2 separate regions of the Homo sapiens genome follow, and region 2 is linked to region 1. The links are chromatin loops, found by intact Hi-C in ENCODE. Cell type or tissue: PC-3. All regions are shown on one strand. Links, peaks and the distances in the headings refer to the core of each region. The heading gives the core; the rest is flanking DNA.

The links. Peaks named below come from ENCODE experiments on the same cell type or tissue, not always from the same donor. Only the 100,000 strongest peaks of a DNase experiment are listed, where the experiment ranks them.
Region 2: a loop joins it to region 1, with 2.4 times the contacts of the local background. A loop is called at or near these places in 4 of 110 quality-filtered maps.

The regions. Positions count from the first base shown.
Region 1 is chr1:241,831,497-241,839,841 of GRCh38, forward strand. It overlaps the pseudogene RPL6P3. Among named protein-coding and RNA genes, the nearest start is that of EXO1, 13 kb to the right of the region's middle. In PC-3, for the core only: CTCF peaks have their summits at 2,684, 3,458 and 3,665; DNase peaks (open chromatin) are centred at 3,465, 6,605 and 7,545; H3K27ac peaks cover 1,487 bases.
Region 2 is chr1:241,713,269-241,721,613 of GRCh38, forward strand. All of the region lies in intron 9 of WDR64 (WD repeat domain 64), which reads left to right. The region is part of intron 1 of LOC124904603 (a long non-coding RNA gene); the gene reads right to left. Among named protein-coding and RNA genes, the nearest start is that of WDR64, 65 kb to the left of the region's middle. In PC-3, for the core only: no CTCF peak of the experiment used is centred there; DNase peaks (open chromatin) are centred at 3,853, 4,193 and 4,853; H3K4me3 peaks cover 350 bases; H3K27ac peaks cover 1,920 bases.

The DNA.
Region 1 (8,345 bases), core at 56-8,055:
TTGGCAGTATCTATACACATTAAAATGCTCATACCAGGCCAGGCGTGGTGGCTCATGCCTGTAATCCCAGCACTTTGGGAGGCCGAGGCGGGCAGATTACCTGAGGTCAGGAGTTTGAGACCAGCCTGGCCAAGATGGTGAAACCCCGTCTCTACTGAAAATACAAAAATTAGCTGGGCATAGTTGTGGGCGCCTGTAATCCCAGCTACTCAGGAGGCTGAGGCAGGAGAATCGGTTGGAGGCAGAGGTTGCAGTGAGCCGAGATCATGTCATTGCACTCCAGCCTGGGCAACAAGAGCAAAACTCCATCACACACACACACACCCCTCTCTTTCCCATCTTACAAGACAGCAGATGAAACAATTGAGAAGCCAGACACACACACACACACACACACACACACACACACACAAACTCTCTTTCCCATCTTACAAGACAGCAGGTGAAACAATTGAGAAGCCAGATACCAAAGAGAAGAAACCCAAAGCCAAGAAGGCTGATGCTGGTGGTGAAAAAGGGTCACCTCAAGACTAAAAAGCCCAAGAAGGGGAAGCCCCATTGCAGTGCAATCCTGTCCTTGTCAGAGGAATTGGCAGGTATTCCTGACCTGCCGTGTATTCCAGAAAGGCCACGTATAAGAGGAAGTACTCAGCCGCTAAATCCAAGGTTGAAAAGAAAAAGAAGGAGAAGGTTTTTGCAACTGTTACAAAACCAGTTGGTGGTGACAAGAACGGTGGTACCCGGGTGGTTAAACTTCGCAAAATGCCTAGATATTATCCTACTGAAGATGTGCCTGGAAAGCTGCTGAGCCATGGCAACAAACCCTTCAGTCAGCACGTGAGAAAACTGCGAGCCAGCATTACCCCGGGGACCATTCTGATCCTCCTCACTGGAGGCCACAGGGGCAAGAGGGTGGTTTTCCTGAAGCAGCTGGCTAGTGGCTTATTACTTGTGACTGGACCTCTGGCCCTCAATCGAGTTCCTCTATGAAGAAAATACCAGAAATTTGTCATTGCGACTTCAACCAAAATTGATATCAGCAATGTAAAAATCCCAGAACATCTTAGTGATGCTTACTTCAAGAAGAAGCTGTGGAAGTTCAGACCAGGAAGGTGAGATCTTCAACACAGAAAAAGAGAAATACAAGATTACAGAGCAGTGCAAGATTGATCAGAAAGCTGTGGACTCACACATTTTACGAAAAACCAAAGCTATTCCTCAGCATCAGGTCTACCTGCCATCTGTGTTTGCCCGGACAAATGGAATTTATCCTCACAAATTGGCATTCTAAATGCCTTAAGAACCTAATTAAATAGCTGACTACAAAAAAACAAACAAAAACAGGCAAACAAACAAAAAAACACTCATACCTTTGACCCATCAATTTCTCTTCTAGGTTTCCATTCCTAAATCATATTTCCACAAAGAAAATAGAAGTACACAGAAAATCACTGGATTATTGTTTTTTATAGCCAAGGGCTGAAAATAATCTAAATGTCTTTCAGTAGGAGACTAGACAAATCAACGATGATACATTCATCTGGTGGAATACTGTGTAACTTAGAATAAAGCATACCTCCTTCTGACCTAACTGACCTGAGATGAAGAGCAAACCATATTATGTTAAGTGGTTATTGGTGATGGTGTGGCATTTTAAGGCAAGATGTGGAACAATTTGTATGGCATACTAGCATTTCTGTAAAAAAAAAAAAAAATTCAGACATACCGATGGTAAGAAAGTGGCAATGACAATTAACTGTGGATGGTGACACTGGTAGATGAGGGAATGGGAATGGGTTTAGGAGAGCAGAGTGCTTTCCAATGAAACCCCTTAGCTGTGTGTGCATTTTCTATCTTGTGCACATACTTCTTATAAATGAAAATAAATTTAATTCATTAAAAGTTAACGAAACTTTGTGAAATAACATATGGTATTTTTCAGTCCATCCTTGTAAATGTGCCCTTCCTACTGTATGTACTCAGTTTTTATAGGTATTAAATCAAAAGCCAGCAGAAAACATATTCATTTGGAAGTTCTTTATAATATAACTTGGCATGTCTAAGATGCGTTCCCATTGATTTTTAAAAATTTTACCTTGTCTTCAATGCAAACGTAAATCTTTTATGCATTTATTTCGATTGATGTAAAAATAACTTCTTTGTATAGCATAGGCTTTCATATATGATATGACGTAGCTGCCCTACTTATGAAAGGGCACCCAGAAGCCAAGATCCCCGCTGGCAGATGCACCTTTGTAATAATAATAATAGTACCTTGCTTTTTATAGTGTTTTGCATGTGGGCTGTCATTTAATCTTGATCATTTTTTTCCAGCTCTAAATTATAAGCACCTCTGTCTATATGTAAAGAACCGTTTTTCGCAATTCTTTATGTTTTCATAGATAAGAGAATTGCAGTCTTGGTATTGGCCCACCCTTCCTCCTTCCCTCCTTCCTTCTTTCCCTCCTCTTCATCCCTCCCTCTGTAGATATGTCTGCTTTTGAGTGATAAACATGATTTTAAGAATAAGCCTCAGAGAAGAACCACCTTTCAATGTCTGCTTGTAAGCCAGCGTGGTTATTTCCTACAGATCACCTCACTGGAATTAAAACAATGGATTTTTTTCAGTTTGGGAATTGTTTTTCACCCAGTTATCTGTGCAGGAACCCTACAGAATGGGAGGCAGGTTAGCCCCATCTCCTGGTTTTTCAGAGCAAAGAGGAAAAGGGAGAAAAAGCCACTATTGTCTGCTGTTTCTTGTCACCTACTTTTTGTTTGTTTGTTTGTTTTTTTATGGAGTCTCGCTCTGTCACCCAGGCTGGAGTGCAGTGGCACAATCTCGGCTCACTGCAACCTCCACTTCCCAGGTTCAAGTGATTCTCCTGCCTCAGCCTCCCGAGTAGCTGGGACTACAGGCGCCCGCCACCACGCCCTGCTAATTGTTTGTATTTTTAGTGGAGACAGGGTTTCACCATGTTGGCCAGGATGGTCTCGATCTCTTAACCTTGTGATCCATCTGCCTTGGCCACCCAAAGTGTTGGGATTACAGGTGTGAGCCACCGCGCCCAGCCTCTTGTCACCTACTTCTTATTTAATGACACTAAATGTGTATTTTGAGTAGAAGCTGGACCTTTTTTATTTCTATTTTAGTTTTCTCTTTCTTCTAAGTTAAATTTTTAAAACATTTTAAACTGTTTTATTTGGATTTTCTGCTTTCATTTTTTTTCCACTAAAAACAGCTTTGTTGCTTTGAATCCTCTTTATATAACTTATTGTCTTTGAAAATAGCCTTTTCTTTTTGTCCAGATTCTTCTTTCTATAGCATTTCTAGACATCTAATTTAAATAGAAATTAGTTATTTTCTGTAAGGCTTTTTTTCAGCCAGTTTCTTCCCATTCAGAGAGGAAAAAAATAGGAGATTTAGGAAAGCATGCCAGTTTCTTTCAAGCAAGTGTTGGCCTCTAGTGGATCAAAAGTGCTACACACTTTCTGTCTACTTTGGCATTCCGTGAAGAACTCTATATTTTGGGGAAACAATAAAACAGATTGCTAGTACTGAAGAAAAAAAGGAAAATACACTTCCTTTTGACAAATAGCATAAATTAATTGATAAAAATGACAAAATAGCATTAACAGAATTTGCTACCTGATAAATTTAAAACTTAGAAGTGTAAAAATACATCATAAATAAAATTCTAAGTCAAATAACAAACTGGAAAACACTTCTAATAAATATGACCTACAGATAGCAAAACACTTTTAATAAATTAAGAGTTTTTACAAATCAACAAACTATAAGAATGGATAAGCTTTTGCATGGTTTCCACTTATAAGATCAACTTACAAAAGCCATAGCATTTCTCTGTAGCAGCAATAATCAACTAGAAAAATTTAAAAGGAGATACAATCTACGGAAATAAAACAATAAAATATATGGGGACTAACTGAACCAGAATATACAATATCTCTGGGGTGGGGGAAGCTTCTAAATGCCAGTAAAGGACACAGATGATTATATAAATATATGGTTTAAAACAGGCTGATTTAATTTTCCAAGATGTCAAAGTTTTTTGAGTTAGACTTAATTCACCTAAATCCAATTAAATCTCATTCAAACGTCCAGTTTTCTTTTAGATAAACTAAATAAATTTATTCTAAAATTTATCTGGAAGAATAAATGTCCATAGATAGGTCAACCCTTTAAAAAGAAGAGTATAAAAACAGGACGTGTCCTGTCAGATACTAAGACATAGAACAATGTCAATAATAAAAAGTATGAATTGTGAAGAACAAATAACTAGACCAATGAAACAGAAGAGAGAGTTTAGAAACAGATCCATACACTCATGGGAACTTATACATAATAAAAATAGCACCACTAATCAATGAAGAAAAGACATAGATTTTAAAACAGACAATGTTAGTGAAACTTATTCACGTATGGAAAAAAATAAAACTAGATTTCTACCTAACACCAAATAACAAAGGTGAACTTCAACAGACCAAAAACCTAAATGTAAAAGGGAAGAAACTATAAAAATTAATGGAAGGTAACATAACAGAGTATACTGGTGATCTAGGGTGGGAAAAGACTTCTTAAACAAAATTTGCAAAGCACAAATCATAAGGCAAACAATAAATGTATTTACATCAAACTTGGAGATTTCTATACAATACAGGAATAATCAGCAAATTTAGCAGACACATGACAGAATAGGAGAAGACATCTCAAGGTCTAAAATTGATCTGCATCTAATATCTAGAATAGTTTTCTCCAATGGAACTTTCTGCAATAATGAATATGTTCTAAATCTACACAGTCCAATATGGTAGCCACTAACCACATGTGGCTATTGAGCACTAAATGAAAATAAGAAGAATTAAATGTAATACACAGTACCATTTGATTTATATAAATTGAAAATGCATGTTTACAATAACACACACTTAACAAGAACTCGTATAACTGAAAGAGTATTCACTGAACACACTAGGAAGCTTGGAAGCTTGCATTTGTGTGTCGTGGGGCAGCGGGAGAGGAAAATGGGAATCAGGAATCAGGATAAAAGGGAATGATGCTGATAATTTCCATGAAAAGAGGATATTATTTAACTCAATCCTCTGTAGCTGAGGTCTAACAAAAATGAAAAGAAAGAAAAGCCTTAAGAATCTAATAGAAAAAAAAGAACAGAATATAAAGAATTAACATACAAAATAGATGTAAATAAGAAAAAAAACACAAGAAAGTCAATGTTCAACTTCTTATTATCCAAAGAAACAAAATGGAAAAGAAGAGTAAATAACATTTTCACCCATCATATAGTAAAAAAAAAAAAATTAGTAAAAATATCGTTCATTTTTGGGAGAATTTTCAAAGAAGCAGGCCTAAGAGCCGGTATTTAAATTGACAAGACCTTCCTGGAGGGCGATCTGTTAGTGTATATCAAGAACATTAAAGATAAAAACAATCAAAGCTTTTAACTCTGCAATTCCTCTTCAAGGAATTAATCCTAAGTAGATTATTGGATAAGAAAATAAAGATATAAGTATGCCTACCATTAACAATAAAAGATAAATACAAGCCGAACACCCAATAATAGGTGCAGTGTTAAATCATTATGAGTCATTCATAATGAAGGAATATATAATAGGACATGTTCAAAGAACATGTACTGCACAGGAAAACACTCAGGAAATACTGACATATGAGAAAATATGCAACATTTTATTTATGTCTATTATAAAGCCAAGTTTTTTTAAATATGCGTACACACACAGGCATTAAAAACAGTGCCAGGAAATACAGAAGATGTTAATAGTAGTGATTTCTGGATATAACAGTAGGATTACTGGAGATTTTTGTTTTCTTCTTGATACATTTCTGTATTTTCCTGTGGTCACTATCAAAAAAATGTGTTTCTATTATAATTAGAAGATACACATTGATTTAGGAGGCATGGAGGCATCTTAATTTGCAGTAAGTGGGTAATTCGAGAAAGAAGGACATGACCTTTAGTCTAAGCAAAAATACTACCTAAGGATGACAAAGTAATTCCTAGCATCAGTAGGAGCCAGACCTTCAAAAAATACACAGGAGAAAAAGAAAGGTGGGCAGGACCCGTGGTCCATGAGGACTCCCACTGCTACAGCGAGATCTTTCAATGGGGCTGCAATGTGCCAGGAAAACCTAAGCCATAGATGGTCTGCGTTCTGCTCACGTTCACTCTCAAAAGGTCACCTAAACTGAGGATTTTTTGATGAATAGAGCCAGTGCCCTTTTCAAGAATAAAGGTGCTTTATATATAACTACAATTTCTACCCAAAACAAGATTTCTAAGTAGTTCTGATCATTTCTAGAAAGCTGTATAGCAGCATTTCACCAGTATGAGTTACACATACCTGAAGGTTACCTGAAGGTTTGAAAAAGTCATTATAATAGTTGCAGAGTTACTGAAGATTGGCTTATAAAGATAAAATGGCAATGAGATTAAGGGACTTATATCTGAGTTACGCAAGCCCAGAAATGCTTTTGCCAAAAAGGATTTACGGAATTTCACACTGCCTTACAGGAATTTTGACGTGGAAAACCTAAGTTTATGCCTAAGGGAGACAGATACACAGTGGAATGCAGCGGGTTCACTGTGACTAAGACATTTCTTGACCCAAGCCTCTGTAGCTGATGATCTGGTCTCCAGTGAGCAGAAATATCTCAGCCTAGAGAGACCAGCTGTAGGTGGTGTGTGTAGAAAAGAAATACATCTCCTAAACAACTCTTGATAGTTAATGAGCTCAAATTTTCATTTTGGAAGAGTAATTGGATTTATCAGCAGTAGTAGTGGACAAAGGTCCTACCAACAAGGATACTGGACATCATAAAGGTACTCATAAAACAGTAGTGGAGGCCAGACATGGTGGCTCAGGTCTGTAATCCCAGCATTTTGGGAGGCTGAGATGGGAGGATCACTTGAGGCCAGGAGTTCGATACTAGCCTGGTCAACATAGCCAGTACCCCATCTCTTTGAATTTTTCACTTAAAAAAAAAATAAAAGAACACTGAGCATCTCTTAGATGGAAAAGGGAGATTCCAGAAAGTAGGGGAGGGAACAGCAAGGAAGACTAGAGGGCACCAGTGTGAGAACAAGTCAGCTACCCATCCTAGTCTTGTGATAAAACTTGATCATAAAAAATAGTAGAATAAATGAGATTTGCTTCTAGTTTCATTTTAAAAAAGAAAAAAAAACAATAGAATAGAAATTAAAAATACATATCACTTTATTATAGACTGAGACACAAAGATTTATGAAAACCTATATATTTCATAAAATTATATATTTTTTAGTTTATGAACACAAAGCAGAGTAAAAGTGAGCTCTATTACAACCTGGTAAGATTTTTTGAAAGCTAAATGAAACAAATGTTTAGAAAACAAATTTTTATTAATATAGGGAGATGATTCATAATGAAACAGCTCAAAAAAGCAGAAGAATGTTGCTCAAAGTTCAGAGGAAAAGACAGTGGGAACTTTAGAGCTATGAGTCCCTCTGTTTGCAAATGTGGAGCAAAAACTCTGGCGCAAAATGGCACCCTTGGATGTCATGACTGCCCACAAAGCTGGAGGCCCAGGACCTGTAAAGCAAGATCACGTCCAGTGACATTCAGTTTTGTCGAGTAAGACCTACTTCATCCTTGTGATCACTCACTCTATAACTGTCTAATAAACACTTTCCATGAAGCGGGCCCTTTGCAAGGTTTAACAAGATCACCGTTTCCCAGTGCTCTGATGTTGGAATTTGCCACAAGTGTAAGAAAGGTGTTTTTGGGGTGTGAAAAAAGCCTTTTCCAATGCCCGCTTCCATACTGGGTCTCCCTTCCTGCCGAAGCAGATTTAATTGTTTTCATAGTACTATGTTCCCATTTCTGTTGTGATACCCTTTTATTTCATAGTAAGCTGTTTGGTGCTTCGGGTCTATCTCCCCTCTAAGCTGAGCTCCTCGGGCAAAAGGACAACGTTCATCCTTGTATCTGTAGATCTTAGGGGGTGTCTTGCACATTGTAAGCACTCTGTAACCATTTGGCAATATTCAGCTCTGCCTATAGGCCTGTGGCTCTTCAAGCCTCAGTTTCCTGATGAGTGAAGTGGATCTGACAATACCTCCTGCTTCACAGAGTTATAATGAGAATCAAGCAAGAGTCCTGTGGCAGCCCTTGGCACAGGCAGGTACTTGTGGCGACACAGGTCTTCTGGGCATTCAGCCCTTCCTCTCCTGGTAAAAGCACTTTGTTTTCTTTTGGGAAATCCCCTTTTTGCTATTCTTATGCCATGTGGTTTCAGTGTGCTGAAGTCT
Region 2 (8,345 bases), core at 319-8,318, 120 kb before region 1:
CCACTGCACTCCATCCTGGATGACAGAGCAAGACCCTGTCTCAAAAAGAAAGGACGAAGGAAGGAAGGAAGGGAGGGAGGGAGGGAGGGACAGAGGGAGGGAGGAAGGGAAGGAAAGGAAGGAAGGAAGGGAGGGAGGGAGGAAGGGAAGGAAGGGAAGGAAGGAAGGGAAGGAAAGAAAGGAAGGAAAGGAAGGAAGGAAAGAAAGGAAGGGAAAGAAAGAAGGAACGGAAAGAAAAAAGAAAGAAAGAAAGAGAAAAAGCAAGGAAGGGAGGGAGGGAGGGAGGGAGGAAGGATGCCTACTTCATAGGATGGTGTTTGAGATTGATTGAGATAATTTATGCTTGGTGCATAATAGGTTCTCAATAAATATTAATCCTCTCTGTTTAAACACATTGGCAAAATCACTTTGGCAAAGGTGGAGGTTTTGTTGGGATAAAATGAAATTTGCGATTCTAGTTAGGAGACTGTTAGAGAAGACATGAGTCAGATGGAGAGGGTCTGAATTACTGTAGGTGCTATTATTTAAAAAAAGAAAGACTCGACCTCAAAGACATGGGAAATTAATTATTCATAAGACTTGGAGATGCAATGCTTTTGGGGATTAGTAAGAGAAATCAACCAGCTCCACGTTTGTATGGTGGGAGAAATGAAAGAGTAGCAATTGTGTTGATAGTTGTACAGAAATTAGGAAGTGGGTGCTTACCTGGGGAAGAAGAACAAAAGAAAGCTCAATTGTGAACTTAAATGTCAAGTGTTGATTGGACATTCAAGAGAAGATTCCTTTTGGTGACAGGAAAAGATCTGGTTGGAGATGAATGATGTCAGGGCTCCCTAGGCTACCTGGATCTGGGAGAAGATGAGCTCCCAGAGGTTCCTCAAGGAGGCCAGGGTGGCCTTGTAAAAGACAGAAGGCATGTAGGCTTGCAAGACTTAAATGAGCAAAACAGAAACACAAACAAACATCAAGAAAGTGGCCTACATTGCAAACCCAAACTTTAAAAAGGGAAGAAACAATAAATATTTTTTTAAAAAAGAAGAAAACTCTGTCATCAAGAAAAAAATCAATAAATACATCATTGGCAAAAGAGTTTACAGCAAAAATATCTATTAAAGGAGCCATGATGTTTAATGAGTAAGTGCTATTGGCTCTGTCTATCATAAGATTTTTTCAAATTTCTCACTCTCAAACATACACAGCAGGCGGTTTGGTTTCCTATCTAAAGTGTCCTGCCTAATCCCTGAAGTGCCTATATTGCTAAATATAAAGACAGCTGAGCTCCTATTTCATGGCTGGGGAATCTCCCCTAAGGGCATAAAGTTAATTTTTTTTTCAAGTACACTGTGCATTCAAAATTTATATTTAAATCTATGCTCAGCTCTGGGCCTTCTATAACACTAAACTGAAATTAGCTTATGGTTCCAACAGTATTACAAAGATAATATAGTAGCCTATTGGCAAGCACAACAAATAAAAACAATGCACTAGAAGTTAGAATAGCTGGGTTTAGCCATCGCCTGGCCAATCACCAACTCTGATTTTTCAGCAATCACTTAATTGCTCCCTTTTGCTCATTTTCCTTATCTGGTGAAAATGAGGAAGTGGGACTAAATACATTTCAAGATCCCTCTGAGCCTAAAATACTGTGATTCTATTTTTTAAAGAACTGCCTGTTCACAGGGAGATAAACTAAAAATGTCCTTTGGAAAATTTGGAACCCAGTTTGCCAATTAGATGCTACTCAATATATAATTACAGCTTTGTGCACTCAGAAATACCAAAACATTAATTGTCCACAAACCTCTAAGACTCAAGTGAGGACATGAAGAAAAGAAAGGAAGGCATATGGATAAGAAGTCTGTAAAGAAGTGTGTGGGAGTCATGGCTTGGGTAGGGAGCAAGTTTCTTGATACTTGGTAGTGATGATTCTAAGAAAAACAGGAATCCAAGTCTCTCAACCAAACTAATTACAGTTATTTAAAGATCTCCATACTGAAGTCTAGAAGACATCAAGAAACAAATGCTAGAATCAGAAAAAGAAGTGGGATACTTTCAGAAAAAGACGTGGGTTACTTATATCCCAACTGCTTGATCCCCATTGCTCCTTCCTGAGTTAATGACTGTCTTGGCTTATTACTTCCAACGGAAATGGGCACAGTTTTTGGTTTGGATCACACATCAGAAGGAGGATGCAAGAGATGAGGGAGGGAGAGCCCCTTGGTGTGAGAGATAAAGCAGCAAACATGTTTGAGAATCAAACTGCAATGAATCCTCCTGTCGCCGTTGCATGTCTTTAGTTAGGCAAAAATATTAGCCCTCTTCCTCTTTCAATGCAAACCCTGCACATGAAACCCTTTGAAAAAGCAGTACGTAAATATATGGCTAATGTGAAATTTGATTCTAAAATCTGATTGTCACATTATGCTGTCACATTAATCTTAACCAACTCCTCTTCACAGCTCTTTGCCCTCACACACAAAAGAATACAAAATGTTAAGAACTGACCAGTTTTTATAGGCTTTGTAATCTTAGTATTTTAATCATTTCTGGGGGAAAAATGTGTTTGGTAAAGTTTTAGGACTTAAACCACTTCAGTGTTTTTGGATTAAGTCATTTGACTCTCATTAACCTCAGTGTTCATTATATTATAAGACCCTCATCTACAGCTTGAAAACGTGTTTATTATAGGTTTTCTAGCTCTCTCACCAAGGGAAGAAAACACTTAGTAGTATGACCGACAAGCAACTAATACTTTTCATCATGCATAATTTATTGAATTGTCACAGTTATGGAGCCTCTATTAGTAGAAAATGCAAATTCCCAGTAACTGAAAACACATTTTTCTCAGGAGAGTACTCTTGTTGATTAGTGACTCAGCCAAGCACCATTGCTAAATGTACGGTATGTACCCGCTGACGACTCAAAATATACAATAAAAGCAGCTTTGCTAGGCATAGCTGAATGTGTTAAATGTGCAGGGACATTTGATGAGCTTCAAAAAAGCACAAGCTTTTGCAGGAAAAAAAAAAAAGCCAAACCAGGACAGAGTGTTTACCAAGAAAACCTAAAAATTTCCTGAGCATTATTTTGGTGACCATCAAGAATATTTTTGCTGAACAGTGTTTGCACTAGCCTTTTAGGAATTAAGTTCTTAGTATGGAAGATTCAGAGTAGGAACACAATTACCTCCCAAAAAGATATTTTGGGGGCTCTGCATGCATTTTTTTCATGTTTTGTTCAACAAATATTTTCTGCACAATTGCTATAGACTAGGCTATTAACCTTATAAAGGTCAGGTTGTATTCCTAACCTGCGAACATTTAAAGCCTAATAGTGTAAGACAAGTTTATAGGTAACTACAAAGTATAGCATGAATCAACATATGATGATGATGATGATGATGATGATGGCGATGGTGATAATAATACAGATGAAATAGTATAGGCTTTGAGAGCTTCGCATCTGTCCCTTTCTGCTAATTCTGCCTCCACAAAGCCACCACATATGATTCCATTCCAAGCAACGAAAGCAAGCAGAGCTGGAGGACATCTGTGGAGTAGGCAATAGGGAACCTCCAAAAGATTGGATTTTCTTCACAACGAATAACGGACAAAGCCATTAGTTTAAGAGGCCTAGATATTTCTCAGGTGGCAGATCTCTATTGCATTCTTCTTCGTGTGATATACAAGTCATAGATTTTCTTCTGGGGATATAGCCTATTGCCAGCCTCATCATCCAGGAATGATAATGCCCATTTCAGGGGATGTCCCACCAACATGATGTAAGATCACCTATGGGTGCAAGGCTTAGGTTCTGAACATGTCTGAATAGCATGACACATCTTGACAATTCCCAATGAAAAGCAAATGCAGTCAAGATACTGCATTATTGGAATTAGTCAGTTTGAATCATGTAACTGAATATCTGGTGAGTTTCTTACTACCTATGAAAATTCCAGATTGCCCTCTGCTTTCACTGTAGTGATGTCTCCCTCCGGAGCACATAATCATGAAATTTTAGAGCTGGATGGAGCCTTGAAGATTATAATTTTACATGAGGAAATCGAGACCCCAGACAAGTCGCACAACTAGTTAGCTGGCAGAGCTGAGACTGAATCAGTTCTCTTTGCACCCACTCAGCCCTGTGTTCTTCCTGGACCACAGAAATCTGGTTTACTAGATGCTATCTCTCTCCTGCTTTTTTGTGTGAACTAAGCCCGCTCATCTCATCAAGAGTGATGCACTTAGATGAAGTGACTCACCCAACTGAGAGAAGAATCTGCTAAAGGAAAGAAAATCCTCTCTTTGATATGTGACTTTTATCTAAATTCTGGCTTCACACACGCAGAAAAGAAAAAAAAAAGAAAGAAAAAATAGAAAGCAACAAAAAAACAGGGAATTAACTCTTTATGAGCCATAATATTTATAGTATAAAGACCTATCTTCAGATTTGACATACTCTTTACAAATAGTTGTTTACCCTCTATATCTCCTTACCTTATTGCTACTACTAGATTGTGAACTCTCAAGAGCAGGGATCATATTTCATATATCTGTGTATCAGTTCCTCTCCCCTAAATATAATCTAAATGCATTGTAGGAACTTAGAATAATAGTAATAGTAATTGTTAGTTTACGGTCCAGAAACTGTTCAGTTACACATTTACAACTCCACTCAATCTTCACAATAAAACTATGATGTTAACTTCCATTTATCCTCATTTTATAGGTAAGAAAACTCAGATGCAGAGAGGCAAAGCAACTTACTCAAAGTCATAAAGCTAGTTAAGGGGTAGAGCCAGGTTTCAAATCAAATATGATTCGCTCAAAATACGTGTCCTTAACCACTTCATGAGTGACTCTACAAGCCAACTCATTTACTTAGCAAACATGTATTAAGCACTTACTACTTGCCAAACACTGCTATCAATGAGAACTACTAGGCTCACCAGATAATGGGTAAACAGATAGGTAAACAGACAATTATGAGTGCTGTAAAAGAAAGCTGAAGAAAGCACAGTAAAAACACAGAAGAAGGAGTCTGAACTCCGTTTAGGGCAGAGGAAGGTGATTAGGGAAGGCGCTGCGGAGAGTAATAACCAAACTAAGTCTAAAAGGGTGTAAACCTGGGTCTTCTGAAAAAGTAGACCTTGGGCAGGAACAATATCTAGAATTTCTTTGTATCCTTCACATCTTGCAAAATACTAAGGGCACAAAGGTATCAGAAGAGAAGGGGGAGCATAGATTTAAAAAAATTTCTAAGTGCACAGTTAGCTTCTCAAGAGATTTTTCTCTCTTGCTGTTAATAAGGGCAGCATGAAAGTTTGAAATTTAAGAAAATATTCCATTTCCTCATTAACCACAACCCCTCCAATATCTTGTTTGATGTTTTAGCCAACTTGAGCTGCCTTAACAAAATACCATAAGCAGAAAGGTTTAAGCAACAGAAATTTTCTGGAGGCTAGAAGTGCAGGATCAAGGTGCCAGCATTGTCAGTTTCTGGCGAGAGCTCTCTTCCTGGCTTGTAGACATCTGCCTTCTCTCCATGTTCTCAAATGGCAGGGAGAGAGAGGGGAGAGAGGGTGGGTTGGGGCAGCAGGAGCTGGTGTCTCTTCTAATAAGGACATTAATCCCATCATGAGGGCCCGCCTTCATTACCTCATTGGAACCTAATTATCTCCCAAAGGCCCCCCATTTCCAAACACCATCGTGTTGGGGCTAGGGCTTCAATATATAAATTTGGGAGGGAATGAATTCACTCAATTGCAATTCTTAAGAAATGGAAACCATCAGCTATGCAATGAGTTTTTTTCAGCCTGCCTTTAATAACACTCCAAGAAGTGAGAGCCTCTGAAATGAACAAATGACCTTCCAAAAAAATTAGATGAACATTCAATGAAGATCCATTTTTTTGTTTGAATACATGTTTTTCCCCTCTTTGGGGACTTGATAGTTAAACCTCTGAGCTGTGATTCATCATCCCAACAATGAAGTTATTGAAGTGGTTCAAAAAATATCTTTTGAATTCTTACTATAGATTATATGTGACAGTAAACAACAACAAGTCCTGTCCTCAAGGCACCTGGAGTCTAATAGTGGTCCAGACAAATAATTAACTATGAAGGATGATGGGGATGAAGGAGGCACATAGGTAGGGCACTCAGGTTTGAAGAATATGGAAGTATTCTGGAATATTACTGGAGGAAAAGCTATGCTGAGACTTGATGGATGGATTGGGATACTCGAAGAAGAGAAAAAAGGTAGAGAAAAATACTATGCTTTTTCATGAGGCCCAATAAAATAATCATAGAATTATGGAAGCATCTATCAAATTTGCCTGGTTTATAAATACCCAACTAACAAGTCACCTAATTATCCCTCCATACCTGACATGCCCTTTCAGTGTGGATAATCTATCAAAATAAAAATCCAATATACATCAGGAAATACATCCTAATGGGTGGCCCAATATATAATATCAGATTAACTAGAATTACTATTTTGGGTTTTAAAAATTTATTTATTTTCTTTTTTTCCTTCAAATTTATTTTAAGTTCCAGGGTACATGTGAAGGATGTGCAGGTTTGTTACATAGGTAAACATGTGCCATGGTGGTTTGCTGTACAGATCAACCTATCACCTGGATATTAAGTCCAGCATCCATTAGCTATTCTTCCTGATCCTCTCTCTTCCTCACCACCCAGTGAATGTGAGTTGTTCCCCACCGTGAGTCCATGTGTCCATTCTCAAGGTTCAGCTCCCACTTATAAGTGAGAACATACAGTGTTTGGTTTTCTGTTCCTGTGTTAGTTTGCTGAGGATAACGGCTTCCAGCTCCATCCACATCCTTGCAAAGGACATGATCTTGTTCCTTTTTATGGCTGCACAGTATTTCATGGTGTATATGTACCATATTTTCTTTATCCCATCTATCATCGATGGGTGTTTGGGTTGATTCCATGTCTTTGCTATTGTGAATAGTGTTGCAATTAAGATACGCAGCCATGTATCTTTATAATAGAATGATTTGTATTCCTTTGGGTATATACCCAGTAATGGGATTGCTGGGTCAAATGGTATTTCTGTCCCTAGATATTTGAGGAATCGCTACACTGCCTTCCACAGTGGTTGAACTAATTTACACTCCCACCAACACTGTAAAAGCATTTCTTTTTCTCCGCAACTTTGCCAGCATCTCTTGTTTCTGGACTTTTTAATAATCACCATTCTCACTGGCATGAGATGGTATCTCATTGTGGTTTTGATTTGCATTTCTCCAATGACCAACGATGTTGAGTTTTTTTAATATGTTTTTTGGCCGCATAAATGTCTTCTTTTCAGGAGTATCTGTTCATGTCTTTTGTTCACTTTTTAATGGGGTAGTTTTTGTTCTAGTAAATTTGTTTAAGTTCCTATAGACTCTGGATATTAGATGTTAGTCAGATGGATAGATTGCAAAAATTTTCTCCCATTCTGTAGGTTGTCTGTCCACTCTGATGATAGTTTCTTTTGCTGTGCAGAAGCTCCTTAATTAGATCCCATTTGTCAATTTTTGCTTTTGTTGCCATTGCCTTTGGTGTTTTTGTCATGAAGTCTTTGCCCATGCCTATGTCCTGAATGGTATTGCCTAGATTTTCTTCTAGGTCTTTTATGGTTTTGGGGTTTACATTCAAGTCTTTAAACCATCTTGAGTTAATTTTTGTATAAGGTGTAAGAAAAGAGACCAATTTCAGTTTTCTGCATGTGGCTAGCCAGTTCTCCCAGCACCATTTATTAAATAGGGAATCCTTTCCCCATTGCTTGTTTTGGTCAGGTTTGTTGACAATCAGCTGGTTGTAGATGTGTGGTTTTATTTCTGAGATCTCTATTATGTTCCATTGGTCTATGTGTCTCTTTTCGTACCAGTACCATGCTGTTTTGGTCACAGGAGCTTTGTAGTATAGTTTGAAGTGGGATAGTGTGATGCCGTCAGCTTCGTTCTTTTTGCTTAGGACTGTCTTTGCTGTTCAGGCTCTTTTTTGGTTCCACTTAAATTTTAAAATAGTTTCTTCTAATTCTGTGAAGAATGTAAAATGACTATTTTGAATTTTAGGCTTTTTATATGTAAATTATGACTGTTAATAATTTAGGTTATACATAAATTATAACTTAGGTTATAACGCCTTTATACAGCCTTTTTGTCTAGTAGCCTAAAGGTCCTTGGTAATATGTAAGGTGCTTAGGCATGCTTTGTTGTATTACTAACTCAATTCCATTTTCTCAGATGTACAAATCACATTTAAATAATTAAATTAAATCATTCAATTAAAATTACTTAATCTTTGGGAGTTAGTTTCTTTCTTTTGT